Regions from separate parts of the Homo sapiens genome. Here region 2 is linked to region 1. The links are chromatin loops, found by intact Hi-C in ENCODE. Cell type or tissue: tibial artery. All regions are shown on one strand. Links, peaks and the distances in the headings refer to the core of each region. The heading gives the core; the rest is flanking DNA. Region 1 overlaps NGF-AS1 (NGF antisense RNA 1). Region 2 has its middle 98 kb from the start of NGF.

What was found. Peaks named below come from ENCODE experiments on the same cell type or tissue, not always from the same donor. Only the 100,000 strongest peaks of a DNase experiment are listed, where the experiment ranks them.
Region 2: a loop joins it to region 1, with 2.0 times the contacts of the local background. A loop is called at or near these places in 10 of 110 quality-filtered maps.

The regions. Positions count from the first base shown.
Region 1 is chr1:115,337,714-115,348,069 of GRCh38, forward strand. All of the region lies in intron 1 of NGF-AS1 (NGF antisense RNA 1), which reads left to right. It overlaps NGF (nerve growth factor), which reads right to left and starts at 536. Exons shown (of 3, transcript NM_002506.3): 1 at 491-536. In tibial artery, for the core only: no CTCF peak of the experiment used is centred there; a DNase peak (open chromatin) is centred at 3,418; H3K27ac peaks cover 2,457 bases.
Region 2 is chr1:115,431,144-115,441,499 of GRCh38, forward strand. No RefSeq gene overlaps it. Among named protein-coding and RNA genes, the nearest start is that of NGF, 98 kb to the left of the region's middle. RefSeq lists an enhancer at 464-964. In tibial artery, for the core only: no CTCF peak of the experiment used is centred there; no DNase peak of the experiment used is centred there; H3K27ac peaks cover 985 bases.

The sequences.
Region 1 (10,356 bases), core at 2,052-4,551:
GGGGCCGCGCAGCACTTTCCCTACTCGGCGCTCACCTCAGCCAGCGCGCTCTGCGCTCCCCCCGCGGTGCTGGCCGCCACTCCTCCCGCCCTGGCGCGCCAGCTGCCGGCGCATCCCTCTCCGCGCCCATTCGCTCTCCCTCACTTGCGCGTTATCCACTTCTAGCCCTCGAGCTAGACCCTGGCATGGCCGTGGGCTTCTGCAGGCGCCAGGGCTGCTCCCTGGACTGCAGGCCATCCTGGGACTAGGGACTCCACGACCAGAACTAACGCTGTTCCCTCGGTCCGACTCGTCCTCCCGCGAGGGTCCCGCGCCCCCACACCCACTCGGGACATTTCTCAGGGCTGCTCTTCGGCCTGCGGGAGCCTCGGGGGTAACCAGAGAGCTCGCCAGACCGGTATCCTTGCAAACTCTCCCGCGAAGCCCAGCCACCCCTGCCCGCGCCCGCGCTGCGCCCCTCTCGGGATCGGCTCGGGGCAGCCTGACTCACCGCTGCGCTCCCCTCCGGCTCCCAGCGCTCTCTGCTGTGCCGGAGCGCCGAGCTGCTCTCACACAGGCTTCTTGAATTCTTAGCCCCTCCTCCCGTACTCCTGAGTCACACGCTCCAAATCCTGGCCCCCATCCCTCCCCTCCCCACCACCAGCCCCGCACCTGCTGTGGCTGGGCTGTGGTGCCCGGCTGGAGGGGGTCCTGGGGACTACAGACGGATCGCTCCTGGAGGGCTGGCCAGACCCAGCCAGAGAAGGACTTTAAACCTTCAGAGGTCAAAGGGAAACCCACTGGGGTCTGAGGGGCCGCGCGCGCAAAGCCGGGAGGGGGAGTTTCTGGGGCACCGGCAGGGGTCGTTGGGCCGACTGGCTGGGGCTGGGCGGAGTTGCTCGCAGCTTCCCTCACCTCTCCGCCCTGCCCCCGCGCGTTGCCCTTCGCCAGTGCCTCCCTGGTCTGCCCGGCGTCGCCCTCGGTGCCCCAGGCATCGGCTGCTCCTTTTCTTCGGGGCGCCTTTCCTTATCCCAGGATAGGTGAGCACCCAGGGGGAGCTCCGCGAGGGGCAGGTGCCCAAGCTCCTCTGACAAGGGAAGGCGGCTGCAGAACCAGCTAGAAGGCCCCCAGGCCCGGCAAGTCCAGCATGGGGACAAGGGGCAGAGGACTTCAGGAGTCAGGAGCTAGAGCCGGGACCTTAACTTAAGGCCCTGGGTTCCAGGAACTTCCCGGAGTCCTTGGCCCCTCTGAAACTGTAGGCTGATTTGCGCGACTGTGTGCAATGCTAATATTCTTTTCTGAGCTGAAGGTCCGCAGCTTTCATCAGTTTTGCAAGGGGTCTGTGACCCCAGACTGATATAGCCAGCAAACCCTAGGCCCCCATGCCCCCCTCTCCACACTCCAGGCCCCACACAAATTCTTCCTGACCCTTCAAAATTTCTTGAGTTCCCTCGATTCAGCCTGACAGGAGAGCTTGCCTGACTTTCCCCTGCCCCTCTGCCAGGGCTGTTCCCACCCCAGCATAAAATGAGCAAGGGAGAAATACCCCTGAAGTCAAATTTGTCACCAAATGTGCATCATTAATTGTAGCATTCCAGGGGATTCGTAGCTCTTTGGAAATTTACAGCCCCACTCCCTCCCGTGTTGAGCTTGTCTGTGCCTTCGCTTCTTCCTATAGCAAAGGTGGGTTGGACCCCTACCCTGTATGGATGCCACAGAGGAGAAGTAGGTGTGAGGAGAGTAACAGGGAGGGAAGGTGGGGCACAGAATCTCCCTATTGCTGGTAACACCAGCCAGTGCAACTTAGCAGAAGGGCACCCTCCAGGGAACTGGGATTTAGTGAAGCAGATGATTCCTGTCCTAAGTCTGGGGGTGGTCATTTACCCTTAATGGATGGCACTTGAGCAAGATGAAGCCCTGACTAGGCATTTCCAACTCCCTTGATTCAGATTAGTCTTGAGGTCTTACTTCTTTCTATTTTCACGTTTGCTCCCATAAGAAAGTTCATTCCATTTACACATGCTCTGAGAAGGATGAAATAGGCAAAAAGCCCTGGAATTGGAAGTCAGCCTTAGCTTTGGTGTGACCTTGTTGTTTCCCAGCCTTAGGCTTGTCCACTTCTGACTTGTTCAGATACAGGCTGGTGTATGAACACACTTTGGAAGTGAGGGCAAGAGGCCAGGGAACACTGTGAATGGCCCTTTCTACAAAAGTAGTATCATAGTCGAGGTGATCCATTAGGAAATTTATCATCGTCAATTAAACAAAAGAATTTCCAGATAACAGGATGAATTCATCCATCAATCATGTCATGTATAAACTTGTTTGGAAAGCACTAGCCCCAAGCCTTACATAATAGCTGCCTGAGAATTTGGGTATGAAATTAAACTTTTAGAATAACAGAGAATTTGGTTGTTGAATGCAGAGCATTTGTATGTGTTCTTGTGGCATCATTCAGAAGGACAAAAGGATTTGGGACACTTGTGGTTCTTTTCCATGTGGTATGTAAGGGGGAAACTTTAAGTGATGTAAGCAGATTATAAGTTTGCTTATATGCTCCATCCTCACCCCCTAAATTGTTGGTCATATTCTTCTTGCACATGTTGATTTAATAAGAGCTCCTTTCTGCCCCTAACTACCTCTATTTCTGTCCCTGGACTTCAAGGATCTTGAGTAAATAAGAACATGTAAACAACAAACACAAAAATACTCCAAAGATTATTGATTGAGAGCCTACCATATGCCAGGCACTGTGTGCTGGCAGTGGTACCGGCTCTCAGAGAGCTTATGTTCTAGTGGGGGCTTGATTATTAGTCCCTGGCCATGTTTATCACAGTTTCCCTAGGTCCTAGCATAGGACCTGGCCTATAGTAGGTGCTCAGTTAATACTTGTTGAATCCAACAACGGTCAGAGTCATTTGTGACTGTCAGACAACCCACCAACACTGGATTGGTTTCCAGCAGGTTCCAGATCAGCCTGCCTTTGGCACAGAGACCACAGCCAGGTGCCTTTTCCCCTGCCTCTTCCACTTTCAAGAAGGTTCAAACAGAAATGTCCTTCTCTTGGGTCATTGAGAGAAGGACTTCTGGGCCTGGACCAGCTACATTCATAGGAATGAAAAACAGCTGAGAGGGCAGCGGCCAGAGGAATGGTGCAGACAAGCAGAGGATAAGAATGTTTTTCTGTACTAGATTTTCTCGAAAGAGCCTTTTATCCAGGGTATCAAAATAACCAGCAGCTGATGCATTTGCTGACTTGGAGGAGAGATTGTGGCGTGTACAGTAATTGTTGTTATTTCTGAAGATCTAGAAGGCTGCAGCCATTGAGTGCCTCATCAACAGCAACAGTCAGCTAGCACAAACCCCTGGCTTCTCCCTTGCTTCATTCCAGGAGGCCAGGACAAAGTGCATGTGCTATTTAAAACACCAGCAGGCTCAGCAGAGATCTGCCAGCAAGGATGGAATCACTGGATCTGCTAGTTCTTCATGTGAAACACAGAAATATTGTCCCAATTGCTGGAGGAAGTGATAGCTTCCGTTTAAAGACTTTTTTTTCCTCTTCCTTCTAATCAGAGTGAAGAAGAACTTCAGAAGAGGAAATGTTTCATAATGCTTAGTGAGATGACATGTTCACAGAATCACAGAAATGATCAATCCAGCCACCTTATTTATGGATGAAGAAACAAGGGCTCAGGAAGGACAAAGGCTCAGCCAAATACACGTGGCCAGTGTCCGGCTTTTTGACTTCTAAGCAAGCCTTCCTTTTACTACACTCCCTGAAAGAGGCTGGGAGAAAAACTGACCAATTCAGTCTACAGGAAAAAGCTGGTAAAGGAGCTAAAGTAGGCAAGGGTGCAGAGAGGGCCAGGGGTGCCCCCTTCTCCTCTGGGCTATCCCTGCCTACTCCTGTGGCCTGTTCCTGGCTTTTGCTGTTTCTCGCTGAGATCTCCAGTTCCTCCATCTCTACTAGTTCCCTCGCTTTTGCTTGTGAACATTCACTTGCCTTTTCTCTCTTAAAGAAACTGCTAGCCCAAACTCTGGATTTCTTAGCTTCCATTCACTACCAAATTCTTCAGCAAGGTAATCTATACCCATCATTTCCTTGGCACCCCCTCCCCGAAACTTTCTGCAACCAAGTTCCCATCTTCCTCCCCTACCTTTCCTTTCTCCCTACTAAACTGATAATTTTTTTTAAAGGTCGTTAGTTGCAAGAACACCACCAACACCAACACAATCTCAGCAGCATTTATCTAGTGCTTGCCTTATTTCAAGTACTGGGCAAGGCATTTTTCCTAGCCTTATTAATTGGTCCTATTGATTTGTAGATAAGATGAAACTCTGAGAGGTAAGTCACTTCCCAGGTCTCATAGCTAGCCAAACGGCTGAGTAGAGAATTGAACCCAATCCCTTGCTGTTAAATGCCACGCCTCCTCCTCCTTTCAGCCAAGCTCAGCTGACTTTGACAGTCCTAGTCCACTCTATTCATGACCTCCTTTGTCTACAACTTTCCTTTCAGAACTCCTGTGACCACACTATCCTGGCTTACTAGCCACCTCTCTGATTTCATCTGCCCTCTGCACTCATGGGCCTCCCACAACTCAGTCCTGGGGCTTTACATTCTCCTCCACTCTTGTTCTTCCAGGTGTTTTTTTCTACTAATTTTATAATTCCAAGCATGGTTTCAACTCTGGCCTCTCCTTTAATCACCAACACTTTGAGTGTTATGTGCGAAGCACTACCTAGGTTCTTGTTTCAGCGAATCTGCACAGGCCCTGGCGAGGACTGTGTTTCTGCCTCTCCTCTGACTCTCAGCCCCTCCATCCAAAGCCCTTGCTCTTAACTCAGCCAGGCAGCTGCCCCACAGATCCCATTCTTGAAAGGTCAGGAAATCCACGTGGGCCCAGGACAGTTCAGCTCTTTTCCTGCAGCCCAGGAAAGTCACCAGTTTGGAACTGGCAAGATTTAGCCCATCTGTCCTCTTAAGTGGTGTGTCCTTGGGAGAAAGATTGACCCTCCTTGAGCCGTAATAATAATAATTACTTTTCATTATATGGAGTGAATATGTTAAACAATTTTCAAGCACCTGCTACGTGCCAGCCCCATTCTAGGTGCTGGGGATTCAGCAAATGAACAAAACAGCCTATAAACACATAGAATTTTTTATTTTTAAATTTTTTAATAATTTCAACTTTTACTTTAGATTCAGGGGGCACATGTGCAGGTTTGTTACAGGGGTATATTGCCTGATGCTGAGACTTGGGATATGATTGATCTCATCACCTAGATAGTGAGCATAGTCCCAACAGTTAGTTTTTCAACCCTTGCCCCATTTCCTTCCTCCCCACTCTAGTAGTCCCCAGTAGATACATGGAATTTAAATTATATTAATTTGCGTCACCTATTTAATAAATGTGCATTATTTAATGTATATTATATGCCAGGCCCATAAAAGTCAGTTGTGATTTTGGTGAGTTGCAGGGCAGGTGAGTGAGACAGATGCAGACACAGTCAGTGCCAACCAAGTCAATGATCTCCTTAGGTGCAAGGAGAGTCAGGTGAGCCCTCTGGGGACTGGATCCTCTCCTCTGCTGTCCCGATTCAAACAGCTGTGAGCCTCCACCTTTTCAGGCTGGTCTGACTCCAGTCTCCACAGGAACTGGTCTCCACAAGAACCCCTGGTGACCCTGTGGCTTTCACTGGTGCTTTCTTCAGAGTCCCCTGAGGCTCTCTCACTCCTCTCCCACTGAGCCAAACCCTCAGTGTCCCTCACGAGCCTACAGCCAATTCAAGTGTGCCTCCATCTGGGTCCTCACTATACAACCCTCCCTGGCCCTGGAGTTGGTACATTCCTATTAGGGCCACCCAAGAGATACCTCTGGGGCAGGATTCCCCAGGGATCAAGTTTGCCTGCATAGCATCACAGCTGCTCTTTCCTGTCACATGGTATCATGTTGACAATTAAGGTTTTGTGGTGCTGAGGCAGGCAAGAACCCCACACTTTCATTTGTGATGCTCCTATGCAGGAGTCTGGGATAGATGGGCTCTGCCACATCCTGGGTAGATCTCTGTCCCTTCAGTGGTGACACTGAGCTCACTGCATTTATTAAAATCCTATCCTGGGGTAGAATCTGTGTTAGGTACAAGGAAACAAAGATCAAGAAGAAATGATTATTGCTATATAGGAACCTACTATCCAATGGGGCATCAGACACATAAACTGATAAGAAATCTGTAAGGGAGGATCTAGAAGCTGGAGAGATGGGAAATTCAACCAACTTAGAGCTTTGCCTTTGTTGTCATCCCATTGCATTTTGCATAAATTCCATATTCTTTGAAGAGACTTACGAGGCTCTGTGTCATCTGGCTCCTCCAGCCCCTTCATCTTCCTTTCTTGCTACTTTCTTTTCTTTGCTCTAGCCTCTGCCGTGGTGAATTTACTTCAGTTCATTTCACAAGCAGCACCAGCCCCACAGGTCCTATATGGTGTTTCCAGTGCTTCAAAAACTTTTAGCCTTCTCCCTACTCCTTCACCTGTCCATTTCCTCTTCCTCTGAAACTCAGCTCTGAGAATCTTCAATGACATTTCTAGTCAGGTGATTTCCCTGATCCTCCAAGTCAAGACTGAGTGCCCTTTCTAGGTGCTTCTCCAGCCCTCCATATTGCACAAAACACATGCTCAATAAATCATTTAAAATGAGATATTGCCCAAGATAAGCTTTGAAGCATGTGTAGGAGCCAGGAGAAGAATGCTGGGAAGGACATCATTTGAGACAGAAGGAACACTTTTAACCAAGGTGTGCAAGTGTGAGATGGTATGTTGCGTACGGGAAACTGCAGCTGATTCAGAACTGGTGGGGCATGACGTGGTAGGAGATACTGCTGGATCAGTCACTGGGAAGGTCGAGGAAGGCATGGATAATGAAGGGTGAAACCAAATGCAAAGAGACCACCTAGGGCCGGTAGTTATAGTCAGGGTGAACGGTGATGGCAGCAGCCTGATCCATGCATGGGGAGCTAAGCATGCAGAGGAGACATTCAAACAAAACTTAGCGTGTAAATTCATCAGGAAGTGGGGAATGGCTGGATGCAGGGGTAGGGTGAGAAAAGGGTCTCCTGGGTGCCCTTTGGATTCCTGATTTGCCTGAGCAGGTAAATGATGGTGCTGGCTATGGAGATGGAGCATCCAGAGGTGGGGCCTATGTAGTGGCCTTGGAAGCAGGGGTCTTCAATTTAGGATTTTGCTGGGCCCATGGAATACTCAAGGACATATGTGCAACATATGGAGTTTGGAGATCAGGAATGATGTCGAGGCTAGCTGTCTCTGCACACTGCACACAGGCTGAAGGCAACCAGTAGCATCATCTCAGAGTCTCCACTGAGAACTTACCTCCCCATCAAGCCACACTCTCACTGTCCACCATGTTGGCACCATACCAACTATGGGGCATCTCCCAGAGGCTAGAACCCAGGGAAACAGATCACTCGCTCCAGTGTTACCTGGTTCCCTCCTTCCTGTTTATTTCTATAATACTCACTCTCCACCTTGAGGTGCAGGCCAAAGTGTGAGAGCAATTGGGTACCCTAGGGGATGACCACCTTGCCTTTCCCATAAAACTCTATGATCAAGCTCTCCAAGCCTGGCTCTTTATAATCTGTGAGAGTTTAAGAAATTCAGAATCCCTTCCCCTTTTTTTCTTTCACAAGAATGACTGACTTTCAAAACCACTGTCTCGCTATGAAATGTCTTGCTAAAGATGTATATGGACATTTTCCCTTTGCATTCCAGCTGCAACAGTCCCAAGGGTACCCTGTGAAAATCATATGCCCCTGGCGGAATCGGGGGGGATCACACAACTGGGAAATGTGAAAGAGAATACCTATGCATTCCTTATCACATTTGTACAATAAATAACAATCTGCTATCCCCACTAAACTATAAAATTTTCAGGAACCTTAAACTCCATCATAATACCTGAAATATAATAGGTTTTCAACAAATGCATTTCATATGGATGAATAAATTAAGCTCAGAGGGTTTGAATAATCATGTTGAACAAAACTAGCAAATAGCTAACCTAGTCTGTATCTATATCACAGATTGGATATTTGTCCCCTCAAAATCTCATGTTGAAATTTGATCCCCAATGTTGGAGATGGGGCTTGGTGGGAGGTGTTTGAGTCAAGGGGACAATTCTTCATGGCTGGCCCTGTGCTGTCCTCACGGTAATGAGTGAAGCCTCACTATTAGTTTCCATGAGCTCTGATTATTTGAAAGAGTCTGGTACCACCCTCCCCTCTCTCTTGCATTTTTCCTATCCCCATGTGATGCCAATCCCCCTTCACCTTCCACCATGAGTGGAAGCTTCCTGAGGTCCTCACCAGAAGCAAATCCTAGTGCTGTGCTCCCTGTGCAGCTTTCAAAATCCTAAGCTGAATAAATGTCTTTTATTTATAAATTGCCCAGCCTTGGATATTCCTTTATAGCAATACAAATGGTCTAAGACAGTCTGCAAAGCTCATGCCCTCAGTACTATACCTTACAGACTAATAATTGGGAAAATTCTTAAAGAACCAAATCAATTTTTGTCAGCATGGTAGAAGCTAAGAAGACTGTCTTTGTCACTCAGATGTGCTGGCTGATTTAACTCCACCATGACCTTTAGCTGTGCCCCTTCAGCCATGCTCAGTTCAAAGCTGTACTACTGTTATGTAAGCAGCAGTTTTGGACAAGTAGGGGGTTCCCAGGTCCTCTTCAGGTACTGGAGATGTGCCTCCGTTGTGTGGAATTACAGGCTGAGCTGCTACAGAGCCAATGGGAAACATGCATCACCCCTTATTTGACAAGAGGCTTGCTTCGAGCAGGACTTCAACTTCTGCCAAATTCTGAGTCTGGCAAAAATTGCCTTGCTCTAGGGGACCTTAGGTCATCTTCAGGTCTCAATCCTACCCTCAGTAAATGGCCTAGAATACTTGCTGGGCTTGAGATGAAACCACTGGAGTCCACTGGTTCTTGCAGGAGTATTTGCATTTCAGTGGGCAGCAGAGGTAACTCAAAAGATGGAGGAGATAGTTTGTAAATGGAGTGAAGAAGATAATTGGGAGAATACAAGGTCAATGGGCAGGCCCTGAAATCATTTTGCTTAGGTTTTAAGATTGCTCACAGACAGACTGTATTGACTTCCATGAATAATGCTCTATCTCATTTCTGGGCCTTTGCAACATGCTCCTTCCTCTTCCTGGGACGCTTTCTCTGCTCTGTGTTTCCTTCACTAAGCCAACTCCACCTCATTTCTGAGACTTCAGTGCAAATGTGACTTTCTTACTGCCCAAGTCTGGGTTAGGTGTCCTCCTCTGTGACCCCATCATCCCCTCTGACTGGGTCTCCACAACACTCTGCAGTCTACACACTGTATTATAAAGGCCTATCTGCTCGTTTGACCCCCTTCTCCTCCCCACCTCCTTTACAAGCTACTCTCTGGGGTGGCAGGGGCCTTGGCATCCCCAGCACATAACACCATGACTGCATGCAGTAGGTATTCCATTCTTAATTGCTGCTTAACAATATGCTTACATGCACACTCTTAGATTCATTTGCCTTTCTGTGGATAATCATACTTTCTTAGGACACACCTTTCCCCAAGAGAAGCAAAACAAAACAAAACAAAAAAAGCCTAGGCTTTAGAACCACAAGATTTGAGTTCCTAATTCCAGCCCCTTTGCTCATTGAGTCCAATGCTTGTAAATGAAAATGACACCTGCGTGTAAGGCACATGAGAGGGTGTAGGGAGTGCTCTGTAGGGAGTACACAGCACAGACTTGGGTGTCTCTCCTTTTCCACCACAGCTCCAGCACACATGCTCTACCCATACAGCCCCCCAGCACACATACACAGGCACACATGCCTTTTCATGGGCTGAGCCTGATGGGATTAGCAGTATTTGGGCAGACTAAGGGACGCTTGAGTGATTGTCACAAGGTTAAAGAAAGAGAGGCTGCCAGATGCTTGGGAAAAACAGAAGGCGAGGATTCAGACCAGAACTCCTTCTTCAGGCTCCCAGCTCCTCTGGGCTGTGGGAAGTCCTTAGGCTGTCTTTTCTCCTTCATTTTTTGAGCCTGCAGAGTGCAGAGCTCTTTTTTTTTCAGTTTGGAGATTCATTTATCTGCATTCTAATTTTAAAATTTCCCCATGTGCAGAGATGACTTTGATCTTTAGCAGGAGTTTATTTCTTCCTATTAGCATCACATTATACAATCTATGACAGATTAATCACAGCTATTGTTGTACTGTTTATTCTACACACTGTATAATTTTACTTTCAAAATGTTATTTTAATTAAGAAGGAAGTGCATTAGGGGAAGGCATTTTCCTGACAGACA
Region 2 (10,356 bases), core at 2,724-5,223, 94 kb after region 1:
TAAGGCCAGAGAGTATGAGTTTCTTACCTTCATACAGCCAAGAGGAAACAGAGCCAAGACTAAAACCCAGATTTTCTGATTCCAAAGCCTATACCTCTAACTGCTCTATTCTCTTAACTTACCCAGGATTGAGAACTCCTGGAGTGAGAGAGTCTCCAACATCTCAAAAGAGGTAGAGATAGAAGTAAAGAGAATAGTCCTGCTATGGAACCACAAAAATTAAACATTAAATTAAATTCAAAAGAAGAAGTAAAGAGAGAAAGATTGAGATTAGGATTTTAGGGAACACTGAAGTTTAGCCTGAGCATAATTAGATGTATTCTCCTTCATAAGAACCCCAAGCATGACTGAATGATGGTTATCAAGCGCGTGGAGATCTCTGTGTGTATGTGAGTGAAAATCTGAGGACTTTTCTGCCTGGGGTTTCAAAAAGTGCTTTTGAAAAGTGGTAATGTTTTAGCTCAGCGCTTCTCAGACTTGAATGTGCACAGGGATTACCTGAGATGGAGATCTTGTCAAAGTGCAGACTGAAGCCCGCTGCAGCAGAGCCCTTGGGAGGGCCCGTCACCACTGACCTGTACAGACCCTCCGCTATGTGTGCCATTCACCCTCCCATGGCGGTGCTTCGCGAGAATGTTGGCTGTCTCAAGTGTTCTGTGCCTGAAGGGAGAAGGGACCTGCGCTTCATAAGTGATGCTTAGTTTTCTCCATATCTCCCTCCTATAGAAAACAGAAATCTGTGCATTTACCACAGTCATTCTGTGAAATAAGTAAACCCTCAAACCTGATTAGCCCACCGACCTCCAATGCTGGCTATTACTTCACGCTTTCATCACCCAGGAAAGTCTCCTGAAATAGAGGGGCCTGATAGGTGTTCCCTGAGCTGAAAAGCAGCTGAGTGTGGCGTCAGGGGCATGAGGGCAGGACCAGACACCAATACTGGGCACCCCGGCTCCTGACCAGGGCTCCGCAGCCTCCTCACCCTTGTGCTCCTTGGTGCTCCAGGGCAGGGCTTTCCTGCCAGGTGCAGCTGGGCCACTGCTCTGCTGGATGCACTGTACTCAAGTCCCCGATCTGCTCCTAAGTGTCCCATCGAGGACAAGAGCCCTGCAGGCTTGCAGCAACGTCAGCCAGTTAATGCCACACCCTTCCCAGGCACTCCCTTCCACGTGGAGTCCTCCATGACCTCTGTGGACAGCACTGTTTTTTCCTCAGCTGAGGCTCTTCCTGCTATATCCTTCTTGCTTCTTGCAACATCCTCTCCTCCCACACACTCTGTTTCTATTTCCCTCCTTGAAATCTTTGTCCTGGTCTTTGCTTTTCCCTCGTACTTTTCAGTCATCCTTTCTCTAATGACACCAAAGACCGAGCCATCTGGCCACAGGTGACCTATAGTTTGGGGCATAATTTGAGGCTATGGAATTCAAACATTCAGAGATCACAGGACGTTTTGAGGGGATAAATACTGGATGAGTTGCACCAAGGAATGGAGGAAGGAAAGATATATTTATTGAGTTCCAACTGCCCACTAGTCACGGGTGCTAGTTGTTTTCACTTGCTTACCTCTGAGAGGGAAATGGAAGCCCCAGGAGGCACAGAGGCTCACCGTGGTGTGCAGGGATTGCCTGCGGCCTTTGCTTCAATAACAGTAAATTCATCCTCTACACTTTGGCATATACATATGTTCTTGAGGGCTTCTTGGCTTCATGGTGACACCAGCAACATGTACCTGCTCTAAGTCTTAGTTTCATCCTCTGCAAAATGGGGCAATAACAGTGTCTACTTCACATATTTAGCACAATATGTGGTTTATAATAAACACTTAATAGTACCAATTAGTACTATTGGTGCTGCTGCTGTGTTATCATCATTATAACTGGTGCTCAAGACAAAATCATTACTAATAGGCTCCATTTGTTCATTCAACAAGTATTTATCGAGCACCTGATATGGTTTGGCTCTATGTACTCACCCAAACTTCATCTTGAATTATAATCCTGTAGTTCCTACCTGTTGTGGGAGGGACCAAGTGGGAGATAATTTGAATCATGAGGGCGGTTTCCCCCATACTGTTCTCGTGGTAGTGAATAAGTCTCACAAGATCTGATGGTTTTATCAGGGGTTTCTGCTTTTGCATCTTCCTCATTTTCTCTTGCTGCCACCATGTAAGAAGTGCCTTTGGCCTCCTGCCATAATTCTGAGGCCTCCCCAGCCATGTGGAACTGTAAGTCCAACTAAACCTATTTTTCTTCCCAGTCTTGGGTATGCCTTTATCAGCAGTGAAAAAATGGACTAATACAGCACTGAACTCTGTGCCAGGCGTTATCTGATGTAGAACAGTTACACCAGTCATGGAACTTACATTCTAGTCAGTGGGGGGAGAATAAATAAAGAAACAGGGCAATTTCTGGCAGTGAAAGGCACTCCAAAGGAACTAAAATTTTAAAAAATGGGCCGAAGAGGCTGGGGCTTCCAGTAGAGAGGGCTGCTTTGACTTGGGGTCAGGGAAAGCATTTCCAAGAAGCATGAGTGAGCCAAGACATGAATGATGACAAGGAGCCTGGCAAGCCGAGACCTAGGAAAGCGCACTCCAGCAACGGGAACGGCCAGCGAAAGGTCCTGAGATGGGAATGCACTTAGCATGTCAAATATGTTTCCCTAATTCCAGAAACTTTCTTACATGAAGAAGGAAGAAGTAGTACTTACAGAGGCTACAGGCACAGACTCTGGAGCCAATACTGCCTGGTTTCATCTCCAGACTGTGACCTTGAGAACGTTATCCAACCCTCTATGCCTGTTTCCTGATCTGCAAATTAGGAAGATGATAGTGAATATGAAATTAATTACACATGAAAGTAGTTAGAACTGCTCTTGGCATGTAACAAGCAGAGAAAACTACTGCTGTTATAATTGTGATGAGTGTGTAATGAATAGATATAAATCACTTGAACAATTCCTGGAAATAATAAGCAGTCAACAAGAGTTAGCTGTTGTTATTGGAGCCTAGCACCTTGTGGGTTTTCGACAGGGTACACACAGAATGAGGGGATCCCTTTGTTTCCTTGTGACGCCCTTCCATTTTGATCAGTGTAGTGGAAGGATTCAGCACATCATTTTACCATTTAACTTAAACATGTATCAATATAATCTCTGTGGTCAGGGTGACTTTCATTTATCATTAGGTCTGCCTTTCTGAATGCAAATAATCCTTTAAAAAATAAAAGAAAAAAACCAGAATTACAAAATTTAGGGTGTTATTTTAGAAACCAACCACTTTTTGCCCAATGATTTAACTACTGTTTCCTTATTGCTAACTTGCAAAGAGTGGACGTAATTTCTTTATTTCCTTCATCATTTCCTGAAGCTACTCATTCCTTTAGGAGGTGAGGTGCTGGGGAGAGAAGGTCAGTTCAACTTTGGTCACCATGGAGTTTGGGCTGGTTTCAACTGCTTCCCATCAATGTTTTTCTGGCTTCTGTAAGTTATTACCTATGGGCTATTGGCCCTGGAGACACCATAGTTCATGGCTCACATGGTTTGTTCCCATGCCAGTCAGAAAGTGCAGATTCTCCCAAACAACCATCAAGAACTGGGTGTTATGGACTCAGGCCAAGAGGGTTCCAGCTGAGGCTACTATGGTGCAGGTCTACATTAGCAGGAGACCCTGGTGGTGTTCTTCTGCTTAGGGGACCCTACCCAGGGGTGGAGCCACCAGGCCTGGGCACCAGCACTCGTTGGGCAGCCTCCCATTCCAACTGCTTGGCCCTTCATAGGGAAACTGATTTTACAGTTTCTCTATTTGGGACATCAAGATAGGTTGCCATGGAAAAATGACATCTTCTAATTAAAAACACAGAGAGGTCACAAGTTTCCCAGAACAACTAGGGCACAGATCCTAAAGGGAAAGAAATGAAACATTTGAAAAGAAAAAAAAGAGTCAAACAAACCTCCAGGGCTGTGTCAGGCTGTAACTTTCCAAACCTGAATGAGATGCCTTGCATGGATGGGGGATGCTGAGAGGATAGTCTAAGTTCACCGCTGATGGATGCTGTTTTCAGCTGGCAAGGCCTCAGTCAGGCAGCAGATCTGGGATGCTCAGGAATATTGACCTAGGATGATTATTCTGAGCTATCATTTAAACTGTGCATTTCTGGATTTTCCTCCTGAGATGTGGGAGGGTAAACGGAAGGACAGAAATGAGAAATCAGAAGGCCACTAGTTCCAAAGGAGCACAATCCTGTTGCCCTCTGCCAATTTCCCTCCTTTGTACTGTACCTTGTACTTGTATTGACAATAACACCTGCGACCTGTGTCGTGCTTAATTGTGTCTCCCACACTGGGCTGTAGACTTCTCCAGGACAGGCACAATGTTATGTTTATTTCTGTATGGCCAGTGCCTAATATATTGTTTGGCACATAGAGCATGTACAGTAAATCCTTGTTGAATGAACATTAATAATAAGAAGAAGAGCTGTCATTTACTGAGGGCACTGGGTAGTGGGATATTATTCATCTTCTTTTACAGTAAAGAAACTTCAGTTCAAGGGGGGCAAAGCAACTCACATAAGTCCTTGGAACTAATAAATGACAGAGCTGGGACTTAGATCCAACACTGTCAGACTGCAACGCTCAAGAATAAATGGATCCCTGTGGGGCTCATTTTCTCTCACTCAGAGGCTGATTAACCAACATGTGGTTTGAGGGGCCCTTTGCTGTGGCTCCTTTTCCCTCTCATTGACCACTTCTTGGCACCCTCAAGTCTCCCAGTAAGCCCTGGACTAGAGAAAGTAAGAGAAACAAAAAATCTGCACTTAGTCTGGCTGCTTGGCCAAGGCTCATATAAAAAGGGAAGCTCACAATGGCAATTGGGTAAGGATGGGAAGTGGCAGTGGGTAAGGATGGGAAGCTCAGAGTGCCTTTCTTTCCCCTCTTCCTGCCCATCCCTGTGAGTGCCCCCCTCTCACATGCAGGAAGGTGTAATTCCACTCCTAGGACAATGAAGCAGCCACATAGGCACTACCAGCTGTGCTGATCAACCCCTTCTTTCTGGGGATTGGATTCAGAGTGGAATCCCACACTAGAAATTCATAACAATAAGATGAATGCTGTGCTGATATACCCCTTCTCCCTGGGGAGGTAGGGATCCTTAGCTTGGATTGAATTTAGAGTGGAATCCCACACTAGAAATTCATAATAATAAGATGAATATCGTGGTTCTCATTTAGCCAATACCATCATGTTGCACAGCTCTGAGCAACAGTGCATAGAATATGATGTGAATAGCACCCCTGAGAGCTGTGAAAGTTTTTGATGTGATCTTTCAACTTTCAAGTGTATTTTGTATTTTGCGTTGTAAGCAGTGGATAATAACGTTAGTAGCCTGTGGTCGTTTAGAAAGGCCTTTATGCACATTATTTCATTATTACCCTGTGAGGCAGGTAGCACTATTAACCCCCTTAGAGATGATGATGCTGAGGCTTTGAGAGATGCATCATCTTCTCTCTGTCAGAACTACTCAAAGTGTATTTCCACAGGCTGGAAATAGCAATATAAACCAGAAGCTTGTTAGAAATGCAAATGCCCAGGCCTCACCCTGGGCAGACTGAATCTGGGTGACAGGGCCCAGGATTCAGCTCTCCAGGAGGTTCCTGTGAGTGCTCAAGTTTCAGAAGCACTGCCCCAGGACACAGAATAATGGTCAGAGGCTGAATTCAAATTCAACCCTCCCTCTCTCACTCCAAGTTACCCTATGCTGGAGGTACTGAAAAAGGTGCAGAGGAAGGCCAAAACCTTGAATACAAATCATAGGACAGCTTTTATTTGTTGAGAGAATGTGAACTAGGCATTTACCCTCTTATTCCTCTAAAAAAGAATAGGCATACTATTTCAATTAACTTTACTGGGCAGTTGTGAAAACCAAATGAATTAATGTATGTTAAAGTACCTTGTAAACTGCTAAATACCAAACTGTTAAACACCATAAACTTTTGTTGTTTATTGTTATAATTACAGTAAATGTTAGATTATTATTTTATTTCAAACATAAAAAATAGAAACTAATGGGTAAAGTGAGTTTTAAAGTATCTAATTTCCCGGAAGTTTCCATTGCATAATCCTATTCTGGAAATACAAAATTATTGTCATGGAAAAGAAAATGAAGGTACACTGAGTGAGCCCAAGTTGGTGAACAATGACAACAATCATCACCATAATTGTTTGTGTATGAAGCAGAGGTGCCGCTCTGTCTACCCACAGAAGCGCAGCTGACAGAATGGACGGAATATAAGGTCAGACTCAGAACACCTGCATTCTCTCCAGGCTTCTCCACTGACGGGTTATTCGATCTCAGACAAGGCACTTCACCTCTCAGAGCCTCGTTCCTTGCTTGTAAATTTGAAATCATAATAATAACTACTTTAGAATAATAATGACTTATTTGATGTGAGTCTCAGTTAAGAGAATGTCTGTGAAAGTGCTCTGCAAACTGCAATTCACTGCACAAATGTTTTTTTTTTTTTGTTAAAGCTGGCTGACTTGTCTGTTATACTTTATTGTTGCTGCTTTTTTTATTATTATACTTTAAGTTTTAGGGTACATGTGCACAATTGCACAAATGTTAATTGTTCTAGTCGCTGTTGTTATTTACAGTAGGAGAGACTAAAAGGCTCTGAACAAAGAAAACAATGGCTTATAATGGAACTCTTGAGACCTGCTAGCAGTAAGGCTAGGAAAGTAAAAAGACAAGAGGGGAAAAAGCTCTTTAGCTCTCCAGACACTGAGCAGTGCAGGGCAGCTCTCTTGGGTTTGAGGGTGGGTGAGGAAGCCCAGAGCCCGAAAGGCTGCAGGTGTTGCTTCAGAGAAGGTCTCCTCCTGAGGGCCATGCAGCCACCTGATGTCAGAGGATCAGGCATTGGAACTCGGTGCAGCAGACCAGAGCATCCAGCTCAGTGCTATCACAGGCCTGGCCCAACAAGCCAGGACTCACTTTCACAACTTTTCACTTTCATCTCAAACGTAGACTTCGGATGTTATTTCCAAATGAGCTTATACAGTCACAGAGAAACTGATGGAACAAGATGTTACTCATACAACCTTAAAAGTATGTGTCTGATCATTAAGCTGTGTCACTTGGGCATCACCAGCGATTTTTTTTTTTTTAAATAAATCCTTGGGCTATGTTGTGCATTATCCAATTATACTTTTAAAATAAAATATTAATTTATTCATTATATGATGTTTAAAATAGACCATAATTTTTATGAATCTGTTCTGACCCATCTTCATTTTTCACTACATCAGGAGCCTCTGCGAAGCCCCCAGTCAGGTTCAGCAGCTCTAGTAATCACTCTGCTACGTGGGACGTAGCTGGGAAATTGTCATATATACATAGATATGCTTGGGTTTTACTCGAGTAATGTTAAAATAACAACAAACTTCATTTTGTTCATGACCTTGGAAGAGACAGCTCATCTCTGCTCCAACTCAGAATGGACTGCTGTGGTTCAAGGGTTGGGGACTAGAATCCCCTTGAGGCTTGCTCACTCACACATCTGGTGCCCAGGCCAAGAGGACAAACAGTTTAGGGCTCAGACAGTCAGGACTCCTCCATCTCTCTCTTCATGGTCAGTTACTGATTGCAGTACAAGATACTGGGCAGCTGAGATTAGGCTGCTCACACAATAGACTCACATGAAGTGATAAGTACTTATTTTCTAATGCACTCCTTAGAAAATTTTTTCAGGTTATTGTTACTGATATACCTTAGTGGAAATTCAAGGACAGATGTGTGGTGTGGTCAGGTGTGTGAAAGTCTGGTTTTCGGGGATGTTACCAAAGGAAACATACTCGGTTTCTGGTTTGAATATGGGCATTTCTCATGCTTTTACTTCAGAAGACAGAAATGAACAGTTACACTGAGCTGGCTACCTCCAATCCTATCAAGAACTACTCATTTCTGTCCAGGTGTGGTGCCTCACACCTGTAATCCCAGCACTTTGGGAGGCTGAGGCAGGCAGATCACCTGAGGTCAGGAGTTTGAGACCAGCCTGGCCAACATGGTGAAACCCTGTCTGACATGGTTTGGCTCTGTGTCCCCACCCAAATCTCATCTTGTAGCGCCCATAATTCCCACTTGTTGTGGGCGGGGCCTGGTGGGAGATGATTGAATCATGAGGTGGGTTTTCCCTGTGCTGCTCTTGTGATAGTGAATGGGTCTTATGAGATGTTATGGTTTATATATATATATATTTATTATACTTTAATTTCTAGGGTACATGTGCACAACGTGCAGGTTTGTTGCATATGTATACATGTGCCATGTTGGTGTGCTGCACCCATTAACACGTCATTTACATTAGGTATATCTCCTAATGCTATCACTCCCTGCTCCCCTCACCCCACAACAGGCCCTGGTGTGTGATGTTCTCCTTCCTGTGTCCAAGTGTTCTCATTGTTCAATTCCCACCTATGAGTGAGAACATGCGGTGTTTGGTTTTTTGTCCTTGTGATAGTTTGCTGAGGATGATGGTTTCCAGCTTCATCCATGTCCCTACAAAGGACATGAACTCATCCTTTTTTATGGCTGCATAGTATTCCATGGTGTATATGTGCCACATTTTCTTAATCCAGTCTATCATTGATGGACATTTGGGTTGGTTCCAATTCTTTGCTATTATGAATAGTGCCGCAATAAACATACATGTGCATGTGTCTTTATAGCAGCATGATTTATAATCCTTTGGGATCTCATCTCACACAAGTTAGAATGGCGATCATTAAAAAGTCAGGAAACAACAGGTGCTGGAGAGGATGTGGAGAAATAGGAACACTTTTACACTGTTGGTGAGACTGTAAACTAGTTCAACCATTGTGGAAGTCAGTGTGGCGATTCCTTAGGGATCTAGAACTAGAAATACCATTTGAGATGTTATGGTTTTAAAAATGGGAGTCTCTCTGCACAATCTCTGACTTTGCCTGCTACCACCCAAATAAGATGTGACCTTGCTCCTCCTTGCCTCTCGCCATGATTGTAAAGTCTCCCCAGCCATGTGGAATTGTAAGTCCAATAAATCTCTCTCTTTTGTAAATGGCCCAGTCTTGGGTATGTCTTTATCAGCAGCATGAAAATAGACTAATACACCATCTCTACTAAAATTACAAAAATTAGCCAGGCATGGTGGCACATGCCTGTAGTCCCAGCTACTCAGGAGGCTAAGGCAGGAGAATCGCTGGAACCCAGGAGACAGAGGTTGCAGTGAACCGAGATCGCACCACTGCACTCCAGACTGGCAACAGAGTGAGACTCCATCTCAAAAAAAAAAAAAGAACTTCTCATTCCTGAAATACATCTTTGGAGAAATTGGCTTTGCTAGGTGCACGTGCCTATGTCTATGTGGGTTGTTACCAAGTTAGCTTGCTTTCCAACTCAAGCTGGGGTTTTAACCTGTGTTGTAGATCAGCCACCACCTTGACCTACGACTTAATCTCTAGAAAGGAGGTGGCAAAAAGTCAAGTGGTTTGGTAAAAAACATAAAATGACAAAGCTGCTCTCAGGGGCCTAATCTCCCCTTTGCTTTCTAAAAAGCCAAACACACTTTAATTGGATTTATATATTTCAAAGCTGATACAGTTGTACCAAACTTCAAGAGAAAGAGCTATAATGTGAAAGTCCACAAAGGGTGCTTGTCTTCCTCAGATTTTTAACTGCCGTGACTAATCAGGATGAGGGCTAGATGCAATGCGAGGTCTTTTAGAAAGCTGATCTATACTTTTGCAAATGCAGAAAATGCCATTCATCTTTGCTTAATAAGAAGGGATCCTTTCTGAAGTATAAAACCCCCACTTTCTGACTAGGACATAGTTTATCTAATGATCTTAAACTGTTCAGCAATGATAAATTCCTTGTGGAACTGCTGGTAAAAGTGGCTCCAGTATGTTGTCTCTAAATGAGACATTTTTAAGGGCTTATATACTAGTATGAACTACTCTGCTTTTTTTTCTTTTGAATTTTCTTTCAAACACATGGAGTTTAAGTTTTTGGCCAAGTTTTGCTGGCCTTGGAGGTATGGTAATAATAATAATGTTTTAACACTTATGTAGCACTATGTGTCAGACACTAAGTGTTCTCTGCATGTTTCCTCAGGTAAACTCCACAATAACACTATGAGGTAGATACCATTATTATCCTACTTTTGCAGATGAGAAAATTAAGGCTCAGAATAACTTCCCCAAGGTCACACAGTTAGGAAGTAATGGAGCTGAAACTTAAGGCAAGACAGTATGTCTACAGAATCCATGCTTACCAAGGACAGGATCCTGGAAAGCTGGTACTTTTAAGGCAGGGACAGAGGTCAAAAT